Regions from separate parts of the Mus musculus genome. Here region 1 is linked to region 2. Evidence: chromatin loops called from intact Hi-C (ENCODE). Cell type or tissue: gastrocnemius. All regions are shown on one strand. Each heading gives the region's core, and the rest is flanking DNA. Links, peaks and the distances in the headings are about the cores only. Region 1 has its middle 36 kb from the start of Ly96. Region 2 overlaps Stau2 (staufen double-stranded RNA binding protein 2).

Evidence for each region. Hi-C counts contacts between places; a loop is a spot of excess contacts. Peaks named below come from ENCODE experiments on the same cell type or tissue, not always from the same donor. Only the 100,000 strongest peaks of a DNase experiment are listed, where the experiment ranks them.
Region 1: a loop joins it to region 2, with 2.6 times the contacts of the local background. A loop is called at or near these places in 2 of 42 quality-filtered maps.

Annotation. Positions count from the first base shown.
Region 1 is chr1:16,716,311-16,732,166 of GRCm38, reverse strand. No RefSeq gene overlaps it. Among named protein-coding and RNA genes, the nearest start is that of Ly96, 36 kb to the right of the region's middle. In gastrocnemius, for the core only: no CTCF peak of the experiment used is centred there; a DNase peak (open chromatin) is centred at 9,333.
Region 2 is chr1:16,433,122-16,448,977 of GRCm38, reverse strand. It overlaps Stau2 (staufen double-stranded RNA binding protein 2), which reads left to right. Exons shown (of 14, transcript NM_025303.3): 5 at 8,520-8,655. Among named protein-coding and RNA genes, the nearest start is that of Stau2, 78 kb to the left of the region's middle. In gastrocnemius, for the core only: a CTCF peak has its summit at 8,583 (motif pointing left); a DNase peak (open chromatin) is centred at 8,576.

The DNA.
Region 1 (15,856 bases), core at 4,903-12,902, 280 kb before region 2:
CTGAGATCTTCTTTAACTTCTTTCTTCAGAGACTTGAAGTTCTTATCATACAGATCTTTCACTTCCTTAGTTAGAGTCACTCCAAGGTATTTTATATTATTTTTGACTATTGAGAAGGGTGTTGTTTCCCTAATTTCTTTCTCAGCCTATTTATCCTTTGTGTAGAGAAAGCCATTGACTTGTTTGAGTTAGTTTTATATCCAGCTACTTCACTGAAGCTGTTTATCAGGTTTAGGAGTTCTCTGGTGGAATTTTTAGGGTCACTTATATATACTATCATATCATCTGCAAAAAGTGATATTTTGACTTCTTCCTTTCCAATTTGTATCCCCTTGATCTCCTTTTGTTGTCAAATTGCTCTGTCTAGGAATTCAAGTACAATGTTGAATAGGTAGGGAGAAAGTGGGCAGTCTTGTCTAGTTCCTGATTTTAGTGGGATTGCTTTCAGCTTCTCACCATTTACTTTGATGTTCGCTACTGGTTTGCTGTAGATTGCTTTTATCATGTTTAGGTATGGGCCTTGAATTCCTGATCTTTCCAAGACTTTTATCATGAATGGGTGTTGGATTTTGTCAAATGCTTGCTCAACATCTAAGGAGATGATCATGTGGTTTTTGTCTTTGAGTATGTTTGTACAGTAGATTTCGTTGATGGATTTCCATATGTTAAACCATCCCTGCATCCCTGGAATGAAACCCACTTGGTGAGGATGGATGATTGTTTTGATGTATTCTTGGATTCGGTTAGCCAGGATTTTATTGAAGATTTTTGCATCGATATTCATAAGGGAAATTGGTCTGAAGTTCTCTTTCTTTGTTGGATCTTTCTGTAGTTTAGGTATCAGAGTAATTGTGGTTTCATAGAATGAATTGGGTAGAGTTCATTCTGTTTCTATTTTGTGGAATAGTTTGTGCAGAACTGGAATTAGATCTTCTTTGAAGGTCTGATAGAACTCTGCACTAAACCCATCTGATCCTGGGCCTTTTTTTGGTTGGGAGACTATTAATGACTGCTTCTATTTCTTTAGGGGATATGGGACTGTTTAGATCATTAACTTGATCCTGATTTAACTTTGGTACCTCGTATCTGTCTAGAAATTTGTCCATTTCATTCAGGTTTTCCAGTTTTGTTGAATATAGCCTTTTGTAGAATGATCTGATGGTGTTTTGGATTTCTTCAAGATCTGTTGTTATGTCTCCCTTTTCATTTCTGATTTTCTTAATTAGGATGCTATCCCTGTGCCCTCTAGTGAGTCTGGCTAAGGGTTTATCTATCTTGTTGATTTTCTCAAAGAACCAGCTCCTCATTTGGTTTATTCTTTGAATAGTTCTTGTTTCCACTTGGTTGATTTTGCCCCTGAGTTTGATTATTTCCTGCTGTCTACTCCTCTTGGGTGAATTTGCTTCCTTTTGTTCTAGAGCTTTTAGGTATGTTGTCAAGCTGCTAGTGTGTGCTCTCTCTAGTTTCTTTTTGGAAGCACTCAGAGCTATGAGTTTTCCTCTTAGAAATGCTCTCATTGTGTACCATAAAGTCTGGATATGTTGAGGCTTCATTTTCATTAAACTCTAAAAAGTCTTTAATTTCTTTCTTTATTCCTTCCTTGACCAAGGTATCATTGAGAAGAGTGTTGTTCAGTTTCCACGTGAGTGTTGGCTTTCTATTATTTATGTTGCTATTGAAGATCAGCCTTAGTCCATGGTGATCTGATAGGATGCATGGGACAATTTCAATATTTTTGTATCTGTTGAGGCCAGTTTTGTGACCAATTATATGGTCAATTTTTGGAGAAGGTCCCATGAGGTGCTGAGAAGAAGGTATATCCTTTTGTTTTAAGATAAAATGTTCTGTAGATATCTGTTAAATCCATTTGTTTCATAACTGCTGTTAGTTTCACTCTGTCCCTGTTTAGTTTCTGTTTCCACAATCTGTCCATTGATGAAAGTGGTGTGTTGAAGTCTCCCACTTTTATTGTGTGAGGTGCAATGTGTGCTTTGAGCTTTACTAAAGTGTCTTTAATGAATGTGACTGCCCTTGCATTTGGAGCATAGATATTCAGAATTGATAGTTCCTCTTGGAGGATTTTACCTTTGATGAATATGGAGTGTCCCTCCTTTTCTTTTTTGATAACTTTGGGTTGGAAGTTGATTTTATTCGATGTTAGAATGGCTACTCCAGCTTGTTTCTTCAGACCATTTGCTTGGAAAATTGTTTTCCAGCCTTTCACTCTGAGGTAGTATCTGTCTTTTTCCCTGAGATGGGTTTCCTGTAAGCAACAAAATGTTGGGTCCTGTTTGTGTAGCCAGTCTGTTAGTCTATGTCTTTTTATTGGAGAATTGAGGCCATTGATGTTAAGAAATATTAAGGAAAAGTAATTGTTGCTTCCTATTACTTTTGTTGTTAGAGTTGGCATTCTGTTCTTGTGGCTGTCTTCTTTTAGATTTGTCGAAGGATTACTTTCTTGCTTTTTCTAGGGCATGGTTTCTGTCCTTGTATTGGTTTTTTTCTGTTATTATCCTTTGAAGGGCTGGATTCGTGGAAAGATAATGTGTGAATTTGGTTTTGTCATGGAATAATTTAGTTTCTCCATCTATGGTAATTGAAAGTTTGGCTGGGTATAGTAGCCTGGGCTGGCAATTGTGTTCTCTTAGTGTCTGTATAACATCTGTCCAGGATCTTCTGGTTTTCATAGTCTCTGGTGAAAAGTCTGGTGTAATTCTGATAGGCCTGCCTTTATATGTTACTTGACTTTTTCCCTTACTGCTCTTAATATTCTATCTTTATTTATTGTATTTGTTGTTCTGATTATTATGTGTCGGGAGGAATTTCTTTTCTGGTCCAGTCTATTTGGAGTTCTGTAGGCTTCTTGTATGTTCATGGGCATCTCTTTCTTTAGGTTTGGGAAATTTTCTTCTATAATTTTGTTGAAGATATTTACTGGCCCTTTAAGTTGAAAATCTTCATTCTCATCTACTCCTATTATCCGTAGGCTTGGTCTTCTCATTGTGTCCTGGATTTCCTGGATGTTTTGAGTTAGGATCTTTTTGCATTTTGCATTTTCTTTGATTGTTGTGTTCATGTTCCCTATGGAATCTTCTGCACCTGAGATTCTCTCTTCCATTCCTTGTATTCTGTTGCTGATGCTGGCATCTATGGTTCCAGATTTCTTTCCTAGGTTTTCTATCTCCAGCGTTGCCTCACTTTGAGTTTTCTTTATCGTGTCTACTTTCCTTTTTAGGTCTAGTATGGTTTTGTTCATTTCCATCACCTGTTTGGATGTACTTTCCTGTTTTTCTGTAAGGACTTCTACCTGTTTGGTTGTGTTTTCCTGTTTTTCTTTAAGGACTTATAACTCTTTAGCAGTGTTCTCCTGTATTTCTTTAAGTGAGTTATTAAAGTCCTTCTTGATGTCCTCTACCATCATCACGAGATATGCTTTTAAATCCGGGGTCTAGGTTTTTGGGTGTGTTGGGGTGCCCAGGACTAGGTGAGTTGGGAGTGCTGCATTCTAATGATGGTGAGTGGTCTTGGTTTCTGTTAGTAAGATTCTTATGTTTGCCTCACACCATCTGGTAAACTCTGGAGTTAGTTGTTATAGTGGTCACTGGTTACAGCTTGTTCCTCTCGTGATTGTGTTAGCCTCTATCAGCAGACCTGGGAGACCAGCTCTCTCCTGAGTTTCAGTGGCCTGAGCACTCTCTGCAGGCAAGCTCTCCTCTTGCAGGGAAGGTGCATAGATATCTGGCATTCGGACCTGCCTCCTGGGAGAAGATGAAGGCCTGAAACAGGGCCTGTCCCAGAAGCTGTTAGCTTCTGTAGTCCACACTCTCACTTGTGCAGACTAGTCTTAAAGGGATCCGGGAACCAAGATGACTTCCCCCGGTGCTTCGGCAAAGTCCTCCTGGGAGGGGAGGACACCTGTCCTCTGGCAGGGAAGGTACCTGGATGTCTGGAGCTCAAAAAGGGGTCTGCCTCAGAAACTGTCCTCTAGGGACCTTGGGGGTGTCCTCCGACTCCTCGCCCAGGTGACCCGGTGCTGGCGCCGACCGGAAGGGACTTGTGACCCTGGTCAGGCCGGGTTTACTGCTTCCCTAATGCTGTCTCAGGTCCCACAGGATTAGAATGGGACAGAAGTTGTGTTCCACTCACAGGTGGAAAGACCAGAAGGGACTTGTCAAGTCACAGTAAATTTCTATATCTTCAGATTGCTTTTTGTCTGACTCTTAGTCACAGCAATGAAAAGTGACTGCCATTACCCTAACTCTACAGGATCTTCTGTGTATATGTAGGGATTTGAAACAGATCAACTCCTAAAGCTCATGTAAAAGTAGATGGACATTAGTTAGGGTTATTATAGCTATGATGAAACACCATGACCAAAAAGCAAATTTATAGGGAAAAGGATTCGTTTGGCTTATGCTTCCATGTCACATTTCATCATCTAAGGAGGTCAAAACAGAAACTCCAGCAGGGCAGGAACCTGGAGGCAGGAGCTGAGGTAGAGCCATGGAGGAGTGCTGCTTACTGGCTTGTTCCTTGTGGCTTGCTCAGCCTGCTTTCTTTTAGAACCGAATACTACCAACCCAGGGATAGCACCACCCACAATCTGCTGGGTCCTTCCCCACCATTCACTGATTAAGAAAATGTCCTACATTATTCAAAGACAGCCTACAGAATGGGAAAAGATCTTCACCAACCCTACATCCAACAGAGGGCTAATATCCAAAATATATAAAGAACTCAAAACTAGACATCGGGATAAAGAGATGGCTCAGCAGTTAAGAGCACTGACTGCTTTTCCAGAGGTCCTGAGTTCAATTTCCAGCAACCACACTGTGGCTTACAACCATCTGTAATGAAGATCCGGTGCTATCTTCTGGTGTGTCTGAAAACAGTGACACTGTACTCACATACATGAAATAAATAAATCTTTTTAAAAAGAAAAGAGAAAGGAAAGGAAAGGAAAGGAAAGGAAAGGAAAGGAAAGGAAAGGAAAGGAAAGGAAAGGAAAGGAGAAAGGAGAAAGGAGAAAGGAGAAAGGAGAAAGGAGAAAGAAGAAAGAAGAAAGAAGAAAGAAGAAAGAGAGAGAGAGAGAGAGAGAGAGAGAGAGAAAAGAAAGAAAGAGAGAGAAACAAGATATCAACAAACCAAATAACCCAATTTTAAAAAAGGGTACAGATCTAAACAAGTAATTAATTGATGGAGGAATCTCTAATGGCTGAGATGCACTTTAAAAAATTGGTTAACATCCTTAGCCATCAGGGAAAGGAAAATCAAAATGATTCTGAGATTCCATCTTACACCTGTCAGAATCAGGTGTAAGATCAAAAACTCAAACTGGCAAAGGGAACACTCCTCCCTCCATTGCCAGTGGGAGTGCAAACTTTTTCAGACACTTTGGAAGTTAGTATAGTGGTTTCTCAGAAAATTGAGAATAGATCTAACTCAAGATCTAGCTCACAGTCGTCTATTGGATGGAACACAGGGCCCCTAATGAAAAATCTAGAGAAAGTACCCAAGGAGCTAAAGGGGTCTGCAACCCTATAGGAGGAACAACAATGTGAACTAACCAGTATCACCCAGAGCTGTGTCTCTAGTTGCATATGTAGCAGAGGATGGCCTAGTTGGCCATCATTGGGAAGAGAGGCCCCTTGGTCTTGGGAACATCATATACCCCAGTACAGGGGAATGCCAGGGCCAGGAAGCAGGAGTGGGTGGGTTGGGGAGCAGGACAGGGGGGAATATAAGGGACTTTCAGAGAGGAAACTAGGAAAGGGGATAGCATTTGAAATGTAAATGAAGAAAATATCTAATAAAAAAAGAAAAAAAAATTAAAAGATGGAGCTAAACCATTCCTGGGCATATGCACAAAGGATGCTCCACCGTGCCACAGGGAGTACACTTGCCAAGTTATGCTTAGAGCAGGTTAATTCATAATAGTCAGAAACTGGAAACAACCTAGTGTCTGTCAACTGAAAATGGATACAGAAAATGTGGTGTGTCTACTCAATGGAGTATTACTCAGTTGTTAAAAACAATGACATCATGAAATTTGCTGGCAAATAGTCAGAACTAGGAAAGATCCTCCTGAGTGAGGTAACCCAGACCCAGAAAGACAAGCATGTAAAAGGTAGCCATATTACAATTTACAGATTCAAAGATGCTAATTAACAAGAGGCTCAAGTGGGGGACATGTGAATCTCACTGAGAAGAAGAAATAGAATAGACATCATGGGTGGATGGCAGGGGCGCCGCTAGATGGAAACAGGAGGGGCTGGGATGGGAGAGGATGGAGGGAGAGAGTACTGAGAGAGATAACTGGAATGAAGGGGTGCATCTCTGAAACAAGCTAGAAACTTAGGGAAATAGAAACTTCAGGAATCTATGAGGGTGACCCTAGCTGAGACTCCTAGCAATGGGGAATATGGAGCCTGAACCTGCCATCCCCTATAACCAGGCAAGACTTCCAATGGAGGGATTGGGACACCAACCCAGCCACAAAACCTTCAACCTATAATTTTTGACCTGCCTACAAGATGTTGAGGAGTGGGCTGGTGAGATGGCTTAGTGGGTAAGAACACTGACTGCTCTTCCAAAGGTCCTGAGTTCAAATCCCACCAACCACATGGTGGCTCACAACCACCCATAATGAGATCTGACGCCCTTTTCTGGTGTGTCTGAAGACAGATAGTGTACTTATGTATAATAATAAATAAATCTTTGTGCCAGAGTGAGTGGACCAACCAGAGCAACAGAGGTCATAAGTACAATTCCCAACAACCACATGAAGGCGCACAACCATCTGTACAGCTACAGTACTTACATGCATGAAAATAAGTAAATAAATCTTCTTTTAAATTATTAAAAAAAAAAAGAAGAAAAGAAAAGAAGATATTGAGGCGTATAGATGGAGCAGGAATTAAGAGAATGGCCCGCCAATGACTGGTCCATCTGGAGACCCATGCCACAAGAGGGAGCCCACCCTGGCTACTGTTAAAGATATTCTACTGTACTTGCAGACAGGAGCCTAGCATAACTGTCATCAAAGAGGATTCACCCAGCAACTAATGGAAACCGATGCAGAGACCCACCACCAAATGTTAGTCAGAGCTTGGGGAAACTTACGGAAGATGGAGAGAAAGAACTGAAAGACCCAGGGGGTCAAGAACATCACAAGAAAATCTACAAAATCAACTAACCTGGGCCCATAGAGGCTCACAGAGACCAAACGATCAACCAGAGAGCATGCATGACATTGGCCTATGCCCTCTGCACATATGTAACAGTTGTGCAGCTTGGTCTTCATGTGGGATTCCTAACAGTGAGAGCAGGGGCTGTCTCTGACTCCATTGCCTGTCACTGTATCTACTGTATCTCTTTCCCCTAACTGAGCTGCTTTGTCTAACCTCAACAGAAGATGCCTAGTCTTACAGCAACCTGCTATGTCAAGGCTGGCTGATAATCATGTTAGGGCTCCCCTTTTCTGAGGAAAAGGAGGGATATACGGGAGGGAGAAAAGGGGAAAGAGAAGGAGTGGGCAATGCTTCCACTTCAGCCTTCCAAAAAGGCTACATTTTCTTTTTTTTTTTTAATTCTGATTTTAAAAGAAATTAAAATTAACACATTTGTACAAAGTGGATATGATAACACATACCTGTAATCTCAGCACCCAGGAGGCTGAAACTAGAGGACTGTTAAGACAGTAAGGGCAGTCTGGACTACATAAAATGAGAACCAGACCAGTCAGGCCTAGAGTAAGAGCTTATTTCAATAAATGAATAAACAAATAAATAATAAAATAAAGAAGCAGTCCCTGGACCTAAGGTGTCTGGTGTATAAATTGACCGTGCCAACATCAGCAACAGAAAACTGTAAATTATAATTCAGTGATAAAGAGCTTCCTTAGCGTGCTGCAGGCCCTAAGTATGGTACAAGACAGGCAGGGAGGGAAGAGTGAAAAGCACCAGAGGAAGCTAGGAAGGGGCAAAGCACAAAGGGCTAGATGCTGACGTTAGCCTGGCTTCAGGGATGGAGCACTGTAGCAATGAAACAACTAGAATGTTCTCGGTACAGACACGAGGTACTCAACCCAGTAAACCAGTAAATGGTAATTCCAGAACCAGCCAGGACACGGGCTGGTACAGAGCCAGTCGGAACGCAGGCTGGACCAATTGAGGGCTTGAGCAGTGTTCGTGTTCCTTTGGATTCACCGTTCCCTTATGTACAACCTCAGAGTTACCCAGAGGCTAGTTTCATTGTGGTAATCAGATATGTGTGAGCAGAAAGAGGGCATCAAGCCGTCTGGTTTACCTCTAGAGAGTGACACAGACAAGGAATTTTTGCCCTCCCCTTCTGATGAGCCAGTGCTTGTCACATGCCCAGCCTAGACAGCCACAGCTCCTGGGGAAAGCCTCACACTGGCTGTCCTGGTGAATCCAGGCCCACCCACAGCAGAGATGCAATATAAACACAGCAACATCAGGGAACAAGAAACCTGACAAATTCCTGGACACATTGAGCATAGGGCAGAGACTTTTTATTTTCCTCTTGGTTTTTTGAGACAGGGTCTTAATATGTAGCTCTGGCTGCCCTGGAACTCTCTCTGTCGAATAAGCTGGCCTCTAAATTCACAAAAATTTGCCTGCCTCTGCCTCCTGAGTGCTAGAATTAAAGGCATGCGCCACCATACCCAGACCTTAGGGAATCCTTAATACATAAATAACTTAAATGAGGTTTGTGGAAAACATTTTGAGGGAAGTCTGTGTTAGGATCCCCTCTCCCCCTTAGTGGTGAGTAGGGTGGGTAAGAATGTGCCCTCCTCAAGCCTTAGTGGGTTACCACAGGGTGGTTGGCAGAGCTGTGTGACTCCATATTTGAGAGGCACAGAACCAGAATTGATACCTAAAAAAAAAAAACAGTACATGCTCCCTAACCAAATCCCAAAATGACCTCACACTGTCTGTCTGACTGTCTGTCTCTCTGTCTCTTTCTCTATCTGTCTCTCTCCCCCTTGGGCCTAGAACTTAGGATTTAATGAGAATTGAATGATCCTCCTACTACACAAATGCTTACTGTAACCCTCCTTTTTAAGTATTATTTTAAAGATTTGGGGTTTTTTCTTTTCAACTTTCTATTTCCTGTCCTCTCATGTGTGCCCTCTGCCCTTGCAAACTCCCCTGCAGAAGAAAATTAAACACACGTATACACACAGACTCACAGACACACACACACACACACACACACACACACATATATATATATATATATATATGAATTGCCAAGTCCTGCATGGCCTTAGTAGGGATGGAATGACATGGTTCCTGCCCCTGGGATCAGGGCCAGCTGGCATAGGGCCTCCACAAGTCTCAATAGCTGCTGTGGGCATAAGGCTGGTTTGTATTATGATATACATATTTTTATATTCCTCTTTCAAGGAATGTCCTCCATGATAATCAGAGATAGCAGAAAGCCAAGAGACAAAGGTATGGCTAATGTCTCAGCAAAATGATAAATTCTGAGACCTTCAGGACAGCCCTTAAGGCTGTGGAAAAGAAATCAAAATGTATGAGTTTGAAAATATATAGTCTCTCAATTATGCAAAATATAAAGATGCAGTAAATATGAATTATATGGGGGGGGGCTTCACAAATCTAAAGGAACAAAAGCAGCTGTGCTGTGAGCCAACTTGTCAAAAAGATACTAAGTAAGGTCATAAAGAGATTTAGGGAGTGGTGATTGCAGGAGATCTATCCAGCTAAACAGGAAGATTTCTGAGTTCAGGGTCAACCTGGGACAGAGCAAGGTTAGGCCTAGTCAGGGGTAGAAATGGTACTTTCAGGGCAGAGTCCCACCCAGCCAGCTTATCATCTGTGCTTAACAGAAGCAGACAGATCTCTGAATTTTTTGCAATGTTAAAAGAAAATATGGCCGGGTGTGGTGGCGCACACCTTTAATCCCAGCACTGGGGAGGCAGAGGCAGGCGGATTTCTGAGTTCGAGGCCAGCCTGGTCTACAAAGTGAGTTCCAGGACAGCCAGAGCTATACCGAGAAACCCTGTCTCGAAAAACCAAAAAAAAAAAAAAAAAAAAAAAAAAAAAAAAAAGAAAATATGTGCCTGCTGTCTCCTAAGAATTAAAGGCCTGGGGTCATGGGATGCTGGTTCATAAGATAATAAGGGAACCTGGAGTAACTGATATGAATTGATATGTAAAATAAAAGACTGGGTTTATGATCTGCAAGAGATGAGAAAAATTCTCTCCAGAGAATTTTTTTTTAGAATAGCAAGAGAGAACTGCTTGGAGAAGAACTGGTTCAAGCAGAAAATAGGGAGAGTGGTCTGAGATCTTCAGAGAAAACAGAACAGAGAGAAAGCAATCTGGAAAGCTATCCTGAGTGGAACATAGGCCTCCAGCTAGTAACCCATGATTTGACTGCAAGTCGTTTATTTTTGCTGCTCTCAGACATCCCTTCCTTGGAACCCCTCTCCAAGCAGGTTCTTGGCAATAAATAAAAAAACAAACAAATAAATAAACTCACAGAAAAAAACTCATTGTGAAAGCCATAGTGTGTGCTACAGTGTGTCCCATGGTATACCTTACATTTTCACTTGAGGGTATTCATTGCAATACCCTCATTGGTTCTAGCCTCTGGCTTCTGTGACACCATCAATATTGGCTCCTCACCAGGGCTCCTCCCAGTTATCCCTATGTCATGGAGAGCCTGCAGCTTTCTTTGGTCAGCAGAATAGACCCTTTCGCTAGTTCCAACAGTTTACAAATTATGTAGATTTTGGGGGTGGGCCAACTCAAAGCTCTGGATCTGGGCTCTCCCTCAGCTGCACTACCAAGGCAAGCTCTCCAGCACTGCTTCAGCTAGGCCAACCAACACTGCCATCAGTAGGAAGCAGGCTTAGCTCACTTGCTCTCATGCCTTCGGGGTAGGCTCAGTGGCACCTACACCACCAGAGGCAGCACTACTGTGCTGCCCAGCTAAGGCTGGGACCCACTCTCCCAAGAGCTGCAGCTGGTAGGGGGCAGTGGAGCTCTCCCCAACTCATGACCCTGGAGGTGGCTCTCCCAACTAACACAAGTGGAGAGGGAGGGTAGTAGTGGCCCAAGGCACCTCACAGCATGTAAGTTGTGAGATCAAATTTCAGAGGCTGGCTCACCTGCACCCTACCACCAGGGTCTGCTTTGTGGAGTGCTGCCTCTGGTGAGAAGTGGGTCCCCATTTTCCAGAGTGACTCAATCCGTGAGGAGTGGGGCCAGTTCTGCACAGCCTGCCCATACCACAGATGTCCCCATGGTCTCTAGTGATAATGTGAGCCATGGACATTAAGACAGACCCCTGCCACTGCACGGCCATGGACTCAGCCTTTAAAGACCCTCAGCAGATGCACAAGCTGGGACTTCATCACAGCCTCAGGTGGCTGAGGCTGGATATTTACAGCAGGCTATTCCTCTCCACTCTTTCTTTTCCAGTTCTATCTCTCTTCTTAATGCTTGAACTGTTACATGATTCTACATTGTAGTGGCTCTCACTGTGGGTAGGCCACATGGCTGACAAGCCTCTGAATGACCTCCTCCGCTCACACCATGTAGTATGGTGGCAAGCAGACTTCTCTGTGTCTATACGATGACCATGCCTAGTGGCAGCAGACAGGTCTCTGGGAGCCCTTATCTGACCATGAAGCATGGCAAGACTGCAGGTAGATCTCTGGATATCTTCTTTCTCCTGCATTGTATCACATGGAGGCAGGTGTGCCTCTGTGTGTCTCAAGATTTTAGATTTTTTATTGTTGTTTTTAACTTTTATTATTTATTTTATTTATTTTACTCCCAACAGCAATCCCCACCTCCTCCCAGTCCACTTCCACTCCTCCATTTCTCTTCAGAAAAGGGGAAGATTTCCATGGAGATTAGCCCACCCTGGCATTATTAAGTTAGAGTAAGACTGGGTACATCTTCTCCTAGTGAGGTTAGACAAAGCAGCCCAGTTAGGGGGAAGAGATCCAAAGGCAGGCAATGGAGTCAGAGATAGCCTCTGCTCCTGTTAGAAGTCCCATATGAAAACCAAGCTGAATGTATGTTTCATATATGCAGAGAGCCCAGGTCAGTGCTACACATGCTTTCTGATTGATAGTTTAGCCTCTGCGAGCCCCTATTAGCCCAGGTTAGTTGATTCTGTAGATTTTCCTGTGGTATTCTTGACCCCTCTGGCTCCTTCACTTGCAGGACCCCTGATTGGTAGTTCAGGCAAATTGGTTGATTCTGTAGGTTTTCTTGTTGTGCCCTCCCCCAGCCTTGAGTGGCTAGCCCACCTAGGTTGGAGTCTTCCTAGGTACCCAAGCTAGGTAAAGTCTATAGTCCTGTCACATCTGCAGCTTCCTCCAAGACACCACTACCCATTGAGAGTCTGAACTTGTTTTCCTGACAAGATCCTGACAAAACAAGATGATCCTGACAAGCCACAAGATCCAGTAGTAGTGAGGGATGCCCCCCCCCTTTTTTTTAATTCAGACTCAAAAAGTAAACATTGGGCCTTGATCAGAAAGTTTATCTTGGTCTCATTCTTCTCTCGACATCCCTCCCATACAGCCCCAGATTTCCTTTCAGGAACCCAGTACATGTAGCCACTGGTGGCTAAATCTTGTGTTGTCCTTGACCCCTCTAGCTCCTTCAAGCCTTTCCTCCCCCTCTGCTGAAGGATTCCTCAAGTTCTGCATAATGTTTGGCTATGAGCCTCTGCATCTGTTTTCATCAGTTTTTTGGGTGAAGTCTCTCAGATAGCAATTATGATAGGCTCCTGTCTTCAAGAATAACAGAAAATCATTAGCAGTGTCAGGGTGGGATCCCTCTCATGGGCATGGGTCTTGTTCCCTCGATTTCTGTCCCATCTTTACCTCAATGCATCTTGTAGGCAAGACAAACTGTGGATCAAAGGTTTATGGGTGAGTTAGTGTCCCAATCCTTCCATTGGAAGTCTTGCCTGGCTATAGGAGATGGCCAGCTTAGACTTCATATCCCTCGTTACTAGGAATCATAGCTAGGGTCACCCTCATAGATTCCTGGTAGTTTCCATTTCCCTAAGTTTCTTGTTCATGACAGAGATATCTGATTCTGCTTTATTTTTAATAATGTATGGAGCCTGACCCTGTGGATCTGGAGACAGAATTATAGGCATTTGGAAGTCTATAATATGTAAGCTACCTGAAATAGAACCAAACTCTGGTCTCCTGGAAGAGCAGGACGTTCTCTTGCTAACTATTGAGATATTTCTCAAGACCCATACCTATTATTTTGAAAAGCTTCCTTCAAGTTACACAGAGCACCTGAACTTGTGATTCTCATATCTCACTCAATGTATAAATTACCTGGGATTACAGATTTGAGTCAATAGGTGAAGCTTCCAACTCAGTCTTTTGGAAGCTCCTTCTAAGTTTCAGAGCACTCTAGACTTTGGTCCTGGGACCTCTTGCTTTCTCTATATCTACTCATTTCCTCTGTTGACAACATCCAAATGTTTATCTCCAGTCCAGAACTCATTCCTGAACTTCAGACTCAGGTAGTCTTTGTCTTTTCAAAGTCTCCACTTAGATGCCTAGTATATATTTTCAAATTTCCAAATGCAAACTCCATGACTAAAACCCATTCCGCCCAACTTTTCTACCTCAAGCAATAACTCCATCCCTACATTTGCTCAGAGGCAACTAAATCATCTCAGCTTTTCTTTTTCATATCTTACATCCAATCAGTAGCAGAAGTAATTTTGTAGTTGGTTATATCTTCAGAATAAACTCGGCATAGATCATTCTTACGCCTCCTCCATCTAATACCTGGATTACTTCAAGTCTCTCAACTTCCTTCCCCACCCAAACTGCTGCCAAAACTCATGCAACTTCTTTCCATGTCAACAGATGGATGCCAGACCATGCCTTTTTAAAGTGTGAGTGATAGCATTCCCTACAAAACCTTCTAGTGCTTTTCCATCTCTTAAAGCAGCAGCCCAAGTCCTAAGGATGGTTTGTCAAACTCCAGCATGTGCCTACTCTCTCCCCACACACCTCTGGCTTCTCTTGCCTCATAAGCACCTCCCTCTTCTTCTGCAAGATCACTATGCACACTCCAACCCCAGGACCTTGACTCCAACAGTTCTCTCAACTTGCAATGCCTTTACCCACAGAAAACCACATGCCTTGCTAATGCACTCTTTCAAACTTCACCTTCTGAGTGAGGTCTTTCCAGTTACCCTATATAAAACTACAAATGTCACTTCCTTTCTCACTGCCATGTCTCCCATTTCTGTAAGTGTGGCATGTACATGGTATGTTTGCTTATAAAAATACCCTGTCATACACTTTCTCCTTGAAAATATAGATTCTTTGAAGACAGAATGTACTGTATATATAGTAAATGTATAGTAAAGCCTTTGTGTCTGGCTTTGAGTGAAATGTTTCAGCAGAGCCTTTGCTATGTTTGGGTTAATCAATAGAGGCTGAGAAATTGTTATGAGACTGTTTGAACCTGAGGAAATAATGTCTCTTTAAAGAATCTGCACATGGTACTACTTGAGAACTTGGAGCTACACCAGCCTCAGTCCTAAGACACTCCTGGTAAACCTGGAGTATGACTAGCCGTGATCAAAAGGGACTGAGATTTGTGTGGATTGTCTGCTCTCATGTGCAGCAAAGAGTAACTTAACTTTGGTAGTTGGGACCTTTCCCAGCCCCAATTAACCTTGTATGATGTTTAAATAAAGTAACTGGATTGAGCTAGCTGGGTATCAGTCTTTCCCAAGAAGGCTAAACCTCTCTGCTCCTTTGGAAAATGAAGGCTTAGCATTTGTTGAGCTTCTCGCTCTACTGTGCCACCTATGACTAACATCAATCAGTAATAGAGATTTATTTTGTTATGTTTTCTGTTGTTCAGTGCTATAACAGCAGTGCTTAAAACAGATGAACATACAGCAGGTAACCAGTAAGTATTAGTCAAATGATGACATGCACATAACTTGAATCATTTTTTTTATTATTATTATTTATTATATGTAATTACACTGTAGCTGTCTTCAGACACTCCAGAAGAGGGAGTCAGATCTCGTTACGGATGGTTGTGAGCCACCATGTGGTTGCTGGGATTTGAACTCCGGACCTTTGGAAGAGCAGTCGGGTGCTCTTACCCACTGAGCCATCTCACCAGCCCCAACTTGAATCTTTTATAAGAAAAAATATTCATTCGTCCAATAGATGTAGATTCAGAGCAAATGCAGGTCTGGTTTTGCTCCTGATATCTTGTGAGCAAACAGGCTGAGCACCCCACCAGGTTCGTGGAATTTAGTTTAATAATAGATAACCAAATGGCAAGCACTTGAGTGAGGAAGGGTGGTGAAGCTGGGTTCTACCCCAGCGCATCAGTGGTTGGTGGGGAGAAAAGACCTGGAGGTGGAGAAGCCACAGGAGAGTGGCAGGGTCATAGTCTCACTTGGGATTGCTTCTACCCAGTATCAAAAGCATGCTCTAGCTGACCTACTGACAGTAACATGGGGCTCAGAAGACCAATGCCCATTACAGAGAGGGAAGGTAAAGAAAAGTGAAGATGTGGAGCTGAGCCAGACAGGGTTATGCATGTGTCATAGAGCTAGACTTTAGCTTGTGTTAAAACAAGCTAAAGTCTATGTTGACATAAAATTAACCCTTTGTCAATTTGACACACAAACACATCACAGCCTTTTCTTATTCATACCCAAGATCTCACATTAAAAATACACATTACTGTAAAATTCTCACAGTCTTTACAAATTCAAACGCAGTAAAAATTCAGTCTTTTTAAAATATCCAAAATCCCATTTAAAAGTTCAAAGT
Region 2 (15,856 bases), core at 3,744-11,743:
ATTGTGTCCTGGATTTCCTGGATGTTTTGAGTTAGCATCTTTTTTGTATTTTCTTTGTTTTTTTGTGCCCATGTTCTCTATGGAATCTTCTGCAGCTGAGATTTTCTCTTCCATCTCTTGTATTCTGCTGCTGATGTTCACATCTATGGTTCCTGATTTCTTTCCTAGGGTTTCTATCTCCAGCGTTACATCACTTTGGGTTTTCTTCATTGTTTCTACTTCCACTTTTAGATCTTGGATGGTTTTGTTCTATTCCATCGCATGTTTGGTTGTGTTTTCATGTAATTCTTTAAGGGATTTTTGTGTTTCTTCTACCTGTTTAGCAGTGTTTGTCTGTAGTTCTTTAAGGACTTCTAACTGTTTAGCTGTGTTCTCCTGTAATTCCTTGAGGGATTTTTGTGTTTCCTCTTTAAGGGCTTCTACCTCTTTACCACTGTTCTCCTGTATTTCTGTAAATGAGTTATTAATGCCCTTCAATCTTCTACTAACATTATGAGATATGATTTTAAATATACCTCTTGCTTTTTGGGTGTGCTGGGGTATCCAGGATTCGTTGTGGTGGGTGTACTGGGTTCTGATGATGCCCAGTGCTCTTGGTTTATGTTAGTAAGATTCTTATGTTTGCCTTTCGCCATCTGGACATCTCTGGTGTTAATGATCAAGCTGTCTCTGGTTGGAGCTTGATTCTCCTGTGATTCTGTTAGCCTCTGTCAGCACTCCTGGGAGTTCAACTCTCATTTGAGTTCCAGTGGTCAGAGCACTCTCTGCAGGCAAGCTCTCCTCTTGCAGGGCAGGTGTTCAGAAGTATGGAGCTCTGATCCACCTCCTGAGTTCTGGGGTCAGAACCCTCCCTGTAGGCTGACTCTCCTCTGGCAAAGAATTTGCCCAGCGGTCTGGGTCTCAACTCCACCTCCTGGCTGAGGATGAAGGCCTGAGGGGACCCTGACCAAGAAGCTCTGTTGCTTCTATTGCTCAGTTAATCAGGAGGTCCTGGGTGTGCTAGCGGTCCTGTGGCATGAAGAGTCCTCTGGTGCCCTAGATGCCCTTGGCCGGGTTCACACAGAAGATGGCGGGGCTGGCCAACCTGAAATGATCCTAGCCTCTGGTCAGACAGGGTTCCTCTGTTCCTGTTCCCGAGGGCACAAGACCCTATGCCATTCTTTGGAGCTGATGTTGCGTTCCACTCCCCCGTGATCCCAAGGTGATCCCGTGGTCCTGAAGCATGGAGAGTATTCTGGAGCCCTTATCAGCCTCCTCGGGGCTCAGAAGGAAGATCTTGAAATTCTTAATGTTGGCATTTTGAAGAATAAAAAATCTTTTAAAAATGATAGGCTTATTAGTCTTTTATTGTTAGTGCTTTAAAATATGTTATTTGCTATATCTCATGTCTTTCATGATTGTGAAGATAACGTCATATTATTTTTAGAAGTTTTTTTTTTTTGTTGTTGTTTTGTTTTGCTAATTGAAACCTAGCCTGTCTGGAGTCACCTTTATTTGCTTATTTGGGATGTTGGAAAGAGTTTGCTGTTTGTTGTCTTAGTACATTATGTACAGTTGGCTGAAACCCCTTGCCAGTGCACTGCAGAGGCAGCTCTGTGGTAACCAGGCAAGTTCAGCTGGTGATGAGGAGCCCGTTGAAGGGGAATGATTGTTGGAGTCCGCCAAAAGACCCTCACTCACAAAGGCCACAGAGTCCAACATTGCTGCAAACCACAAGAGGGTTTCTATTGATACAATGCATTGGGGACCCCCCCTCAGCATGCAGGCAAGAGGAGAGACTCAGATCGAACAAAGAACGCACTTTTTTATACCTTGTAAGGGGCAGATTTAGGCAACAAGGCTAGCTGGCTTATTCTAATTGGTGTATCAAGTAACCCTTTCAGGCATTGGTTGGTTTGCATAGGGTGACTACCTTTGGCCTAGTCCCTCACTTTGCCTGCCCTTGTGTTTTTTTTTTTTTTTTTTTTTTTTCTCACCATTGTTTAGTTGGCCAGCTTCCTTAACTGGCTGCACTTGGCCTGCTAGTATAGTTTGGAAAGTCCCTTCAGAGGGGGAAGGAGCTGAGTGGTCTTGAATTTATTTTGGATTCTATAGGTGTTCCTATTCCTTCATGTACTTTCCTTGTCCTGGATATGTGCCAGTCATTTCTGTAGGGAGCCTTTGGTGGCTAATCAATCAGTTTATCTTCCAGCAAGTAATTGGTGGGTGGCTATTATGTTCAGGACTTTCTAACTTTCTATAAAACTGTTTTGGTGTTTAGTGGGAAGCTTTAAGTGCCTGACCCCTGGCTCTGTGACCCCAGGCAGCTAGAAGAGGGACATCTGAGCCCTCAGAGCCACCATGATGAGTAAATACACTTATATCTGTACATCAAGTCTGCCATCTGAGGCCATGTGGATGTCTGAAGGCTGCAGTGCCACTTGGAGGCATACTGATCTACATGGCCTGTGCTGCCATCTGAAGCCATGGTTAAGTCCTGGTCTGGCCTTGCTGCTGAGGGCCATGTCTAGGTCTCTGGTTGTATTTCAGTCAGGGTCTGTGTTGATGTCTGAGTCCCATGGGAATATTCCTGGGCTGGGCTGCCACCTAAGGACATGTTGATATTCAAGTACTGTGCTGAGCTGGCCCTACTCTCAATGGCCATCATATTCAGAAAAGCAGTTTGTCCCTTACCTGGGCAGCATGGGAGACCTGGGCCATGTTGAGCTAAAGTGAGCAGTGGGAGAGCTAGCCCCACCTCTCACCACTTGTAGAACTTGGGAAAGCTGGCACAGACCCTCACCAGCTGCAGCATTCAGGAGAGTTGGCTCCTTACCTCCCTTAGGCAGAACAATAGAGCTCACCTTGGTGGTGGGGTTGTAGGAGAGATGGCCCAAGGGCATGAGAGCAGGAGAGCTGACCCCACAGCTTGCCTGGGCTAAGTGGGAGGGCTAGTTCTGGTAGTGTGGGCACAGGAGAGCACATGGACTGACCAACTCAGCTTCCACCCTGGCCTAGACCCAGGTCTATGACTTGACCCACCCCAACATCTACCCTATGTATGAATTGCTGGAGCTCATGAAGGGGCATGTCCTGCAGATCCAAACTAATGACACAGGGCAACAAAAGGATATCTGAGAGGAGTCCTGCTTAGGATCCAGTTTGATAGCATAGCAGAAGCCAGAGGCCTTGAACCAGATCATGGAATCATTTTAATGAACATTTGCAAGTAAACCTGTATAGGCAAGAGGGCTCCCGTGTGACATACTGCAGCTTCCACAGTGAGATGTTTTTTAATTGTATTTATTCATTTTTATTTTTATTTATTCACTTTAAATTCTTTTCTTTTATGTGGGGGTTACAAGGGCAGAAGGGAGATATAAAGGGACAGGAAGATGAGTAGAATTGGGGTGCATGATGGGGAACTCACAAAGAATCAGTAAAAATTTTAAATTAAAACTAGTAGTGATGAAGGAGCTAGAGAAAGTACCCAAGGAGCTAAAGGGATCTGCAACCCTATAGGTGGAACGACATTATGAACTAACCAGTACCCCCCTGGAGCTCGTGTCTCTAGCTGCATATGAATCAGAAGATGGCCTAGTCGGCCATCAGTGGAAAGAGAGGCCCATCAGTCGTGCAAACTTTATATGCCTCAGTACAGGGGAATGACAGGGCCAAGAAGTGGGAGTGGGTGGGTGGGGGACTTTTGGGATAGCATTGGAAATGTAAATGAAATAAATACCCAATAATAAAAAAAAACTATTTAAAAAAACTAGTAGTGGCCTTTTTCACTTATGTATAGAAATTCAAAATTATTATGTATGACTATATACCTAGTTATTGAACTTTTTAATAGTTAGCACTGATATCTCTTTAATAGATCTAAAGCTATATCAAAATATTATAAGATACCCATAAATATGTATGATTATGTATCAGTTAAAATGTTTACTGAAACCTGGACCTGTGAGATGGTGCAGTGGGTAAAAGGCACTTGTCACCAAGCCCAGCAGCTGAAGGTAAGTTCTTGGGATCCGCATGGAGGGAGGAGAGAAGCAGCTCGTGTCAGTTACCCTCTGACGCTGTGTGGCGCCATCGCTCTCATCCACTGCTCACTCACCTGTACATAAAATAGAGAATATTAAAAAAGAATCCAAGAATTCCCAGTGTAGATGTGTTTGCAGCACCAAGCATATAGCCTCTAATACCTGAGAAACCTTGAGTAGTCATCCTCTTTGTGTAGTGGATTCTCTCACACTCAGAACATGAGAGCTGACCATCTCTCAGAGGCTCCTCTTAGCTCCTGTGGCGAGAGCCTGGTTCTTTCACTTGTGCCACAGGCTCCCTTCTGCTTCCGCTCCACAAAATCCAGCTTCCAATACCACTGAGGAGAGTGCAGTACTCTCGCTTCTAGTCAGAAGTGAGAAGTCAGACATTGTATGAGTTTCTTTCGTTTAAGTCAGATGGCTAGAATACTTTACCTATGCTAACATACAGTTTGTGATGCGGTAGATGTAGTATACCCCAGTACTGTGTGTGCATCACCTCACATTAACTGCCCCTACTTGGGATTTTTAAATATATTGGATTCTTATTTATTGCCTTAGCTTTAGGGTGGGGTCTTTTAAGTCCCCCATTTGAATTTTTTTCTACTTGTGGATGAATAGTTATTATGTAAAGGAATTCAAAATGTCATAAGTTTTTCTGGGATGATGACTTACTCTGGAAGATAAGGAAGGGATTTGAAAATTTAGGCCAGCCAGGGCTTCACTTCAAAAACAACAACAACAACAACAACAACAAAAACCAAACCACCACCACCACCAATTCAGCTTCCACCAAAACACCACCAGCACCACCAAAACAACAAAACAAACAAACAAACAAACAAACAAAACCATTTAATTCAAGTAGTTCATAAGTCTTGATTCTGATAAATATTGTACTTGTTAAACTGAAATCCTTATGACATTTGAAATGTAAACTTAAAGACACGGATTATACTTTATTGTTAAAGTCTATGGAAGATTGTTGGGCAGCTTCCTGTACATTTAAAGAAGTCAGCTGGATGACCCACACCCCTGCCTCTAGATCAGTATCCACAGTCACTGAGTAGTAACCATCATGTGGCCTATTTAGAAATATCCAAGATGACCTCATAAATACTGCTCCTTTACTGTTAGTAAGGCAAACAAACACATATTGTTGATTTCATTCAATGATAAAATATTAAAAACTCCTGATATATGCAATGAATGCAGAAAGAAGCAAGACAAAAGTGGTGTTTCTTTATCTGTCAAGAAGATGCAAACAGATTGGTCACACCAGGAGTCAGGTGAGTCGCTAAGGGTGCTGTGTAGTGCCTGGAGAGAGGCCTGAGATGATGGAATGTTGTTGAGTAGGATGGGGATCATGTGAGTCTTCACATCTACACCACTGAGCTCATGCTGCCATCTGTGTATTTCCCTTTACCCCCAGGAACGCATAGAAAGAGGGAGAGAGAAAAAAAGCCTCCCTTTCCCTTCGCTTTTCTTTACTATCATATATGTATGTATGTATGTGTGTCTGTGTATATATATATTTTAGGGATTTAAACTAGTTGAATTGCTATTTAATCAAATAAGTAATTGCTACTCTGAGTAATAAAGGAAATATTAAGTAGATAGTCTAAAAGGCATATTTCAAACAAATGGTACAGATTTTTTGTTAAATTTCACTCAATATATAGGTTTCATATATATGTATATGCACATATGTTTAATTAAATAATCTATTTTAATATTTAAAATAAAGCTTGACCCAATGTTACATTGTGTCTTTTTGCTACAAAATTAAAAAACAAACAAAAAAACCAAAACCAAACCCAAGCCAAACCACCACCTCCAAAACCCTTTTCACCTATGTAGAAGCTATTGGAAGGCCCTGCTGTCTGTCCACTGGTGGGCTCATGCACCTAGTCTTAGCTCTCAGTCACCTGCTGCCTGAGGCACACACACATGTGGGAGATAAGACACCCAACCTAGTCATTATGGCCCTGAATTCACATCCTCCTGCCTCAGCTTTCTGAGTACTGGGGTTACAGGCAGAAGCATCTGACCCTAGAATATTTTAAATCAAATTAGTTTTTACTTTGTCATAAAAAAATACTTTTTAAGGCAAAGGCTCTTCACAGTATCAAGCAAAGAAAATACTAATTTTAATAATTTAAAAATGTGCAGATTCTCCTTGCTGTTCATTTCTTTCCGAGTTGGCTTGTTCTAGTGAAGAATAGAAGAGATCTTCTTATTGCTTTTGCTCTACAGACGAGCTTTCCCAGCTTTGCTCTGCGTGCAGGTTGCTTGCTGGACTGGGTCGTGAGTTCTGTGTAGTTTCCTGCATGCTGTCTTCGCCAACTGCCCACCTGTGTGTCGTAGAGCCTTTTCTGGACCTAAAACTGAAAACAAGGCTGCATGGCTTCAGGCTTGATGTCCCTGGCAGTGCTCCCCAGTGGGCAATGCTCGCCTTGGTGCACTGGATCAGAAGACATTTTCTGGTGGTCTCTTGATTTTAAGATTGATCCATGGCCTCTGGTGCTATTGGTCCAGTTAATCAGTTAGCAAGTTCCAGTAACGTTAGGATAGGTGACAGTAGCAGTGTGCTGCTGTTGTCTAGAATATCTAGTATTTTATCACCAGTTAACAAACTGGTGGTTGGTTGTTTTTTGGTGGGGGGAGGGGGAGGGAGGGCGGACTTCATTCCTTTTGCTGGAATCCCAGCTAATATGATGAACGTTCCTCTTTTTTACCATCTTATTCCAAATACGGTTTATTCAGGAAAGGCAAGGTAAGGGTTTGATCCTTTCCCTTCATTAGCATCATGTGCAGACCTGGAATCCGCCATGTCTCCAAGGATGTTCCTGTGGGAGTGTGCATGCTTTAAATGGGGAGTGACACTTATAAGCTACACTCGATGTGCTGGCTGCCTTCGTTACTAACACATTGCTTGGCCTCTCTTAAGTAGATAGAGCTGGGAAATACCATATTCCTTTAAAGTTTTTTTATATTTACTTTTGTGGTAGAGCCCAGGCTGGCTTTTACGTCAGTGTGTTGCTTAGATGAGCTTGAATGTCTGCTCTTCTTGTATACTTCCAGGCACTAGGATTGCAGGCATGTACTACCATTCCTGCTTCAGATGGCGTTGGGATCAAACCCAAGGCTCTGAGCACACTACGCCAGCAGCCTGCCACAGTCTCACCACCTTTCTTCTGCTTTTTGTTTTTAGAGAGAGATACATCAGATACTTACACGTTTGATTCATATTTTAGATTAATTCATGTATTTGATTTTTACATTTCATTATCTGATTCTAACATAAACACAGTTATTTGTACTTTAATTTGTTTTGCACCTATCTTTGGATGTATAATAATGTAATAATAGTACTGACATCAGTAGCATGTTTGCTAGAAATATTTCTCAATTTCCTTTTCTTTAGGCTACAAATATTTTGCTGTCTTTAAAGTCGTTTAAAATAATTAACTTGCACAGTTAAGGCCATCAGTTTAGTTTAGTTTTAGTGCACTTGTGTTTTTTTTTTTTCTTTAAAAATATTTGTCTCTATTTTGGTTTAATTTTATTTGAATTTAAAGTATGTTACTATTAAAATTCATACTTCTGGTAATATGAATATGGAAAACAGTTTGAGATTGTTTTGTTCTGTTTTTTTTTTTTGAGTAAATCTCATTGGTATTTTTAAAAATTAGTTAAAAATTTCCTTCTCATTAAATCACAAACTCAGTTCACAATTAGATTGTGTTTCCTTTGTATTTTAGTGGTTTCTCTCCCCCCCACCCCCGGAAATTTTTGTGTAATTATGAATAAAATCTCAGTTTTGGCTTTATGCTTAAAAAAAGCAAATAAATGCTTATATCTTATTTTCTTAAATGAAAGGTAGGGCAGAATACACACCGTTTTGTTATGTTAAAAAGTAAACAAGGAAAGGAAGAGAGTGAAAGCAAGCGGGTCTGGTCTGCTTTATTGTTGAGTGGTTTATATTGTGATGCTTAGGCATCTGGTGGCACATTGGTGGGTTTTATAGGTACTGACTGTATGGGTTTTGTTTGTTTTTTTGGTATTTCCTGGGATTAGATGGCATTTTAGGTTTTGAAAGTCTCACCCACAGATTATCATCAGATAAGTCAAAGCATTACTGCTAACCCTGTATTAATTGCTAATGTTTACTTCCTTGATTAGCAATGAATAAATAAATAAAATTATTAACAGGTGATATTTTTAATGATTAAATATGCATACATTTCTGGGGTATTTATAAAATTGATATCCAAACTAGTTACTATTTGGTTTTAAATAATATGACTATACAGTTGAATTTTTTAAGTACAGAAAATGCTAAAACTTAGTTTAAACTTTGTTTATATTAATTAGAGAACTGTGTGGAGAGGCCTTCCACTCCCCCTCCTTCAGAGATTACTAATTGAAGTCTAGCTGGTGTGGTTTGTTGTGACAATGTTTCACCTGTGTATCTCTAATGTTTTTAAACAGGTAGTATAACTCCAACTGTGGAACTGAATGGGCTCGCTATGAAAAGGGGAGAGCCTGCCATCTACAGGCCACTAGATCCAAAGCCATTCCCAAATTATAGAGCTAACTACAACTTCCGGGGCATGTACAATCAGAGGTTTGTATGTCTTCTTTGGTTTTGTTCTTATTTACTATTTTATGCATATTGCAGACGTTTTTGACATTCTAAGGATATTTGCATTGTGAACACAATTGACCTTGGGCATCTTGGGAGTTTAGATAAACCAGACTCACCAAGTGTGTTGGAAGTTAAAGGCAGAACAGAAACAAAACTCTGTAGCCTCAGAAGCTTTCTTTGCTAATGTACACAAGCCTCGGGACCCGCCATGCAGCATTCTCACTCCCTCACCACAGTACACTTGGTGTCTGCCTTTCCTGACTTGATGACTGCGTTAATGGCCTTGCATTTTTGTGATTTATAGCAACTTCTTTGGAGAGGCTTTACTAAGTCTTTGTTGCATATGGCACAGTTGTGATAGTTCAAGTGCAACTTTACAAGAGTGTAGAAATTTCAAAATAAAAACAGGATCTCTTTTCTTGTGAGGGGTTCTATTGCTGTGAAGAGTCACCATGACCACAGCTACTCTTATAAAGAGAAGCATTAATTGGGGCTGGCTTACAAACATCTTGATCTACAGGCAGCAGGAAGAGTCAGTAATATGGTTCCTCCAGCAACTTACTCCAACAAGGCCACTCCTCTTAATGGTGCCTTTTCCCTATAGACCTATGGGGGTCATTTTTATTCAAACCACCACAATCCTTATTGTAAAACTTATACAAAACTAATCATAGGGAATGTAGAAAATGCTAGATGGTAAAGAAATAGAAATATCTTGCTACCCTAGAGCTCGCTACTGTAAATATTTTGATTTACTTTAAATTATTCTTTGTGTATAAACATATTTAATGGAAATTGAGTTGTTCTGTAATACATGTGTATATGTACAATAAAATGCACAGATCATCAGTGTATATCTTGATGACCTCATGTATGTATGCATCTGTTCTCTCTTCACTGACTTTTAACCTAAGTGTGTCTTGATGGATTTGCCATCATGGCAGGGTTCCCTTAGATTTCCATGCTCACAACACACCCTTTGCCAGAAGTGATCTTCAATCTCTTGCCACAGATTAGTTCTGTCATATAAATATGTGCTGCACATAATCTCTCTGGCTTCTTTTACTGTAACCGATGGTTTTCTTGCTCTGTTTTGAGATTTATTAATACTGCTTATATCTGGGTTCTCTCTTTCTTAATTGTTGAATAGTATGGCTGATTCTTAACTTGTTTAATCTGTGTGTGCGATATGGTACTTTTTTCACCCAGCGTAGAGACCATGTGACATATAATTGTTCTTTTAGAGCCTTTTAGAGCTGGCTATAGATGGCCTCATCTGGCAAGGTGTATTTTCACCTGTGTACATTGTTCTGACACCTGAGCTGGTGTCTACCTCCTTCCCTGGGATTATAGACACATACCCTACATAAATAGCATCATAGAAATAGGTTTATTATGTTTATTTACAAATATTGTTTATAGCTCTGTTATTTCCTAGATGTAGATCACTACAGGAGGAATATTACAATTAAGAATAATATATTACTCAACCATATTACAATTCTGTTCTAATTTTTCATTAAAAGAGGTTACCAAGATATTTACTAATTTTAATAATTTCCTCTGGAGGAAAAAATCTTGAGTTTTAATTGGATTTGGCAATTTTCATTTTTTAAAAGAAATGTTCTAAAGTCATTCTGTAAATTCAGAAATATCTATTTTTGGATTGTCACAGTAAGGAATTTTCAATATTCTACATACCCTTCTATATGTTTGCAATGTCCAGGACATAGAAGAAAGCCAAGTACAGAGGATGAATACCATGACAATGCTGGTTTTCATTTTTTATAGCATTTGAGAATGCATTTTCTATTTTTATAGCTCTGAATTTTGAAATACGTTACTTTGCTTGAAAGTTACAAAGTGATCTTTAAAGCTTTCTGTGATGCTGACTGCTCCCAAGCAGGGCTGTCCTCAGGTGCTTACTAGGTATCTTTTTATTTGTCTGTTTTAATTTATTTTTATTGCATTTCCTGACTAGTTTTCAAATGTTTGTGTTAACATTATTAACAGTCAATCTATTTTGTTTGTAATTTTTCTGCCTATATTTTGCCTTTTAACTTTGTGTCTTGTTATAATTTTATTAGCTTTTGATATTGATATTTAAAAACAATTTTTCTTCCTCCTCATTGCCCTCCTCCTCCTTTTGTGTTTTGTTTTGTTTTGAGACAGGGTTTCTCTGTGTAGTCCTGGCTATCCTAGAACTCGATCTGTAGACCAGGCTGGTCTTGAACTCACAGAGACCCACCTACCTCTGTCTCTTGAGTGCTTATATTAAAGGTATGGGCAACTACTACCTGGCTTACAATTTCATTATTATATATAAGAACTTTGATATGTGATCAGTATTTGTAATGCCTTTGTTAAGGTTTTATATACTTACTGCTAATCAGATGTATAGAGAATATAATAATTTAGTTTATATATAACTTAATGCTTTGTAGTGCCTTGTTTGGTAGTAGAAATTAACGGTTTCCATTTAAAATGGTACTGTTCGAATTCTGACTACTTCTTTTAGGAGTTACTCTTAAGTAAATAACTCCTGTCTAGTCTCTCTGGCTTCCTGTGTCTCCTCCTCCTCCTCCTCTTCTCCCTCGTCGTCGTTGTCGTCGTCGTCGTCGTCGTCGTCCTCCTCCTCCTCCTCCTCCTCCTCCTCCTCAGTGTGTCTTACTTTATGCTAGGAAGCCCTTATGTCTCATTGGAAGGTTATGTCCTTTGACAGCTGCTCTATGTGGTCTTCTTACTTACCTGGAGTTGGCCTGTATGGGATGATTTCTGATTTAGTCCCCACTTAGGTGATGCTTTCAGAGTACCTCCCATCCCCCCTTCTAGCTTGGCTAATACCCTCAGCCTGTCTGGCTTGCCAGGCATTTTCCATCTCTCCAGCCCTATCCCTTTCCCAGTGTCTCTCTTTCTCACTGTGGCATCCCCAGTAGGCTTCCTGGCTCTCAGCTCAGAGTGTGCAGTACAGCTTTACCCTACCCTTCTTCATACTATGTGCCGTTGCTCTTCCTTTAGGCCTGTGGTTCCCTGGCATCCCTAGAGCTAGCTACTGCTTCAGTACAGTAGAAACAAGCAAAGAGCACACAGTCCATTTTATACATGTAATATGTTTCATTTTTAAGTTCCCCACTTTTTTATCTGATTTTGGGGAGAAGGTGGAGAGAGTTCTTCAATCTTATCTAGGCTGACATTGAACTCTGTGTAGTCCAGGCTGGCATCCCGATACCTAGCTCATATTTTCTCTCTTTTCAAAATAGGTTATTTGCAAATTATGCTAATTATGCAAAACAACAGATTTATTATGATATTTTATAGCTGTATATAATTTAATCACTATCCTTTCTTATTTCCCCTTTCCCCTCCTTCTTCATTTCTTTTCCCAAAGAGTACCCTGTCTGTATTTCTTCCTTTAAAAAAAAAAAAATACAGATTGTGCATGAGAGTAAACATGGTATATGTCTTTCTGAGTCTAGCTTATTTTGTGTAACATGATGATCTCTTGTTCCATTTTCCTGCAAAAGATTAAGGTTTGTTCATCTTTTTGGATGAGTAACACTCCATTGTGTATACGCACCACGTTTTCTCTTCCATTTGGATCTATATATATTTTGTTATTGTGAATAATGGGGCAGTAAACATGGATGTGCAGGTGTCTGTGGCTTCTTGATTGACAGTACTTTAGGTCCACACAGGATGGTGTTTACAGTTCTGGGTTTGACCTTTGAGGAGGTCTATCCTGATTTGACCTTTGAGGAAGGTCTACCCTGATCTCCACAGTGCCTTTGAGGAAGGTCTATCCTGATCTCCACAGTGCCTTTGAGGAGGTCTACCCTGATCTCCACAGGGCCCAGGATAAAACACTTGTAATGTATTAAGTGACATTCATGACAACAGTTTTGTTTTAACATGATTTCTTTTATATATATTTTAATCCCTGGTTGCTTACTAAAATTTTGACTAGTGAATTTATTATTTTCAAATAAAGCAATCTGGCACTAAAGTGATGGATTATCAGAGAGCAATCCTGGTGCTTTATACGTTCATGTTCTAGAGGAAGAGGCAGTGGGTAAGAGGGGTGCAGTCACTGAGGAGGGGCACTTGACAAAGATGGAAAGAAACGGGGGAAGGAGGGGTAGGACAAACAAAGAACCATGTGAACGAAAGCAGGGAGGAGGATGCCTGCTCTTGGCTGCCTTGACTGTGTAAACTGTGTCTGGGGCTCTTGGCTGCCTTGACTGTGTAGACTGTGTCTGGAACACAGGCACCAGGGGGAGCAGAGGTGGCAGGAGGGCCAAGGGTCCAGGGTCATGGGATGTAATTTGGTTTACTCACTTTTCTACATGTTGTTAAGAAATGTTAATATTTTCCTCTCATTTCTAATTCTGAGATCTGATTTGTGTATTCCATGGGGGAGCAGGACTTGTACCTACATGTTCTCCAAATGTCTCCTCATATCAGGAGTTCTTTCCCTTTATATTTTTGCATTCTTTATGGTTTTTCTGCTGATAACAAAGAGGGTAAAAGACTCCAAGAGCTCACCTCAAGCTGCAATGCCAGTTTCAGCTGGAAAGCCTCCTTAGAAAGGCAGCATTACTCAGTAATCTCTAAAAGGTATGATTTCATGTGTGACCTGAATTTGCTGATGACAGCTTAAGCTAGAATCTGCTCCGGAGATGTGGAGCACAAGATTGGAGGCAGCTTACTTCTTGGCAGATTCCAGATTAACTGGTAGCTGCTTAAACCAGGAACTGAGAGGCTAAGTCCAAGAAACATCACTTAGGGATACTTTTGAAAACTTATCTCATTTCCTACTTAAGGTAATATAAATAGTAATTAGCTGTTGTTTTCTTTGTTCTTTGCTGTTGGATTTTCTGCTTGAGCTCATATAGAGGCCTAAGCAGAATGTTATTTTCCTCTGTTCTGTTTTATAAGTGGAGAGGTTTATTCTTGTACAACTTGGTGATACAGGGGGGATTCTGAAGTACTTCTCTCCTGTTAACACCCAGGATGCTTGGTTGTAGCTGCATCTTGTGGTGTTTTTCTCTTTGTCTAAGGCCCTAGTTGATATTCCACAAATAGAAAGCACTTAATATCCAAATGACAAACTGTGAGTAGATGTGCTTAGCCTACATGCATGTGTGCATGTATCCTGGGATATTCGTATTTGTAGATAAAAAAATGTCGTATTGTGTCAGGAGACTGGACAGCTAAGGGAAGGTTGGAGAACAGCTTATGCATGTGTTAATTATCTATTACTGTGACAAAATAGTCAGCTGGGCACGGGGCTTTTGCCTGTAACCCTGGCATTTCCCCATTTGACAGGCTGAGACAGAAGGATAACATAAATTTGAGGCTAACTTGAGCAACAAAGTAAGAAGACCTTGTTGTAAAAACGGGAAGGGTAATCCTTTTTCCTTTAACTTTTTTAGACTGAGTCTTCTATGGAAGCTCATAGTGTAGCTGAGGTTAGCTTTGAATTCCCAATCCTCCTGCATTACCTCTTAAGTCCTCAAGTTACAGGTACATTCTGACACACAAGGCTTCAGGCTTCCAAGTATGGACGTGTACAACCCTGGTGATTGGACCTTACTGCCTCTGCACCTGTGGTGAGGTAGAACATCTTCCTGGGAGTCCATGGTAGAAGACGCCATTCACCTTCAGATGCTAGGTGCAAAGACAGAAAGATGGACAGTCTGATTTCAGACTCCTTTTATATTATCAAAGATGAATTTTTAGATTTCCTTTATTATTTTCTGTGTATGAGTGTTTTGTCTATAGGTATTTCTGTACACCACGTATATGCCTGGTGTCCAAGGAGGTCGAGAGAGGACAGGCATTAGATCCTCTGGGACTGGAGTTACAGATAGTTGTGACCCGCCATGGGGGAATTGGGAACAAATGCTCATAACCACGGAGACATCTCTCTAGCTCCTCAGTACCCCTTTCAGTGGCACACCTTCATATTGACTGGACTACTTCCACAGAGGCCCCACTTCCAAAAGGCATGTCTTCCACTAGCATAGCAGGCCGGGTACCATACCTTTAACTCACGGTCTTTATTCACAGTACATGTATTTCTGCATGTCATCTGTAAAAGGTTTTCTTTTCAAATTTGTGTGTGTGTGCGTGTGTATGAGGTGTGTTACAGTTATGCCATCATGTATGCATGGAGGTCAGAGGGCAGCGTACAGGAACCATTGCTCTCCTCTTCTGTGGGCTTGGGAAGCAGACTCAGGCTACCAGGCTTGATTGGCAGCAGCACCTTTGCTTGCTGCTCAATCTACCTGGCCCCATTCTGCCACCTCTTTATAAATAAATTATGTAGAAAAGAATAGAATGAGTTAAACTAGGCATCCTATTAATAGTTGATAAGTATTGTCTATTTACAAATGAAAAGTTATTATTGCTTGGCAGGAGGCTTTCAGCCCCTTGTCCTTCTGACACATATTTTGAAAGATCTTCCACTCAGATTATGCTATTTGAGAATGGGGTTTTGCCCCACATAACTGGGGCGTCTGTTAGGCAGACCCTAAGGCTAGCTGGATACAGCGCTTGACCTTCCTTGATTCCATCTTTTTCTTGCCCTTGTGGTTTTTCTTTGCCAGACTTTCTTTTCAAAGAAACCCACTCTTGTGCCTAATAAGTGACAGTAGTTTGTACAGTAGACTTGGAGTGGGGAAGGTGAAAGATACCGTTTTGATTTCAGCCACTAGGTGGTGCTTGTGTACTGCCAAAGTGTAGAGACTAGTGGGGTTTTTTGTTTTGTTTTGTTTTTACTTTTTATTATTATTTTTAAGACAATCCCTTTATATTTGAAGTCTACTTTTACAGTGATTATCTAGTTTAAAGGTAACTTTTTTAATTAGATATTTTCTTTATTTACATTTCAAATGCTATCCCAAAATTTCCCTATTCCCTCCCCCCACCCTGTTCCCCTACCCACCCACTCCCACTTCTTGGCCCTGGCGTTCCTCTGTACTGGGGCATATAAAGTTTGCAAGACCTAGGGGCCTCTCTTCCCAACGATGGCCAACTAGGCCATCTTCTGCTACATATGTAGGCTAGAGACACAAGCTCTAGGGATACTGATTAGTTCATATTGTTGTTTCACATATCCGGTTGCAGATCCCTTCAGCTCCTTGGGTACTTTCTCTAGCTCCTCCATTGGGGGCCCTGT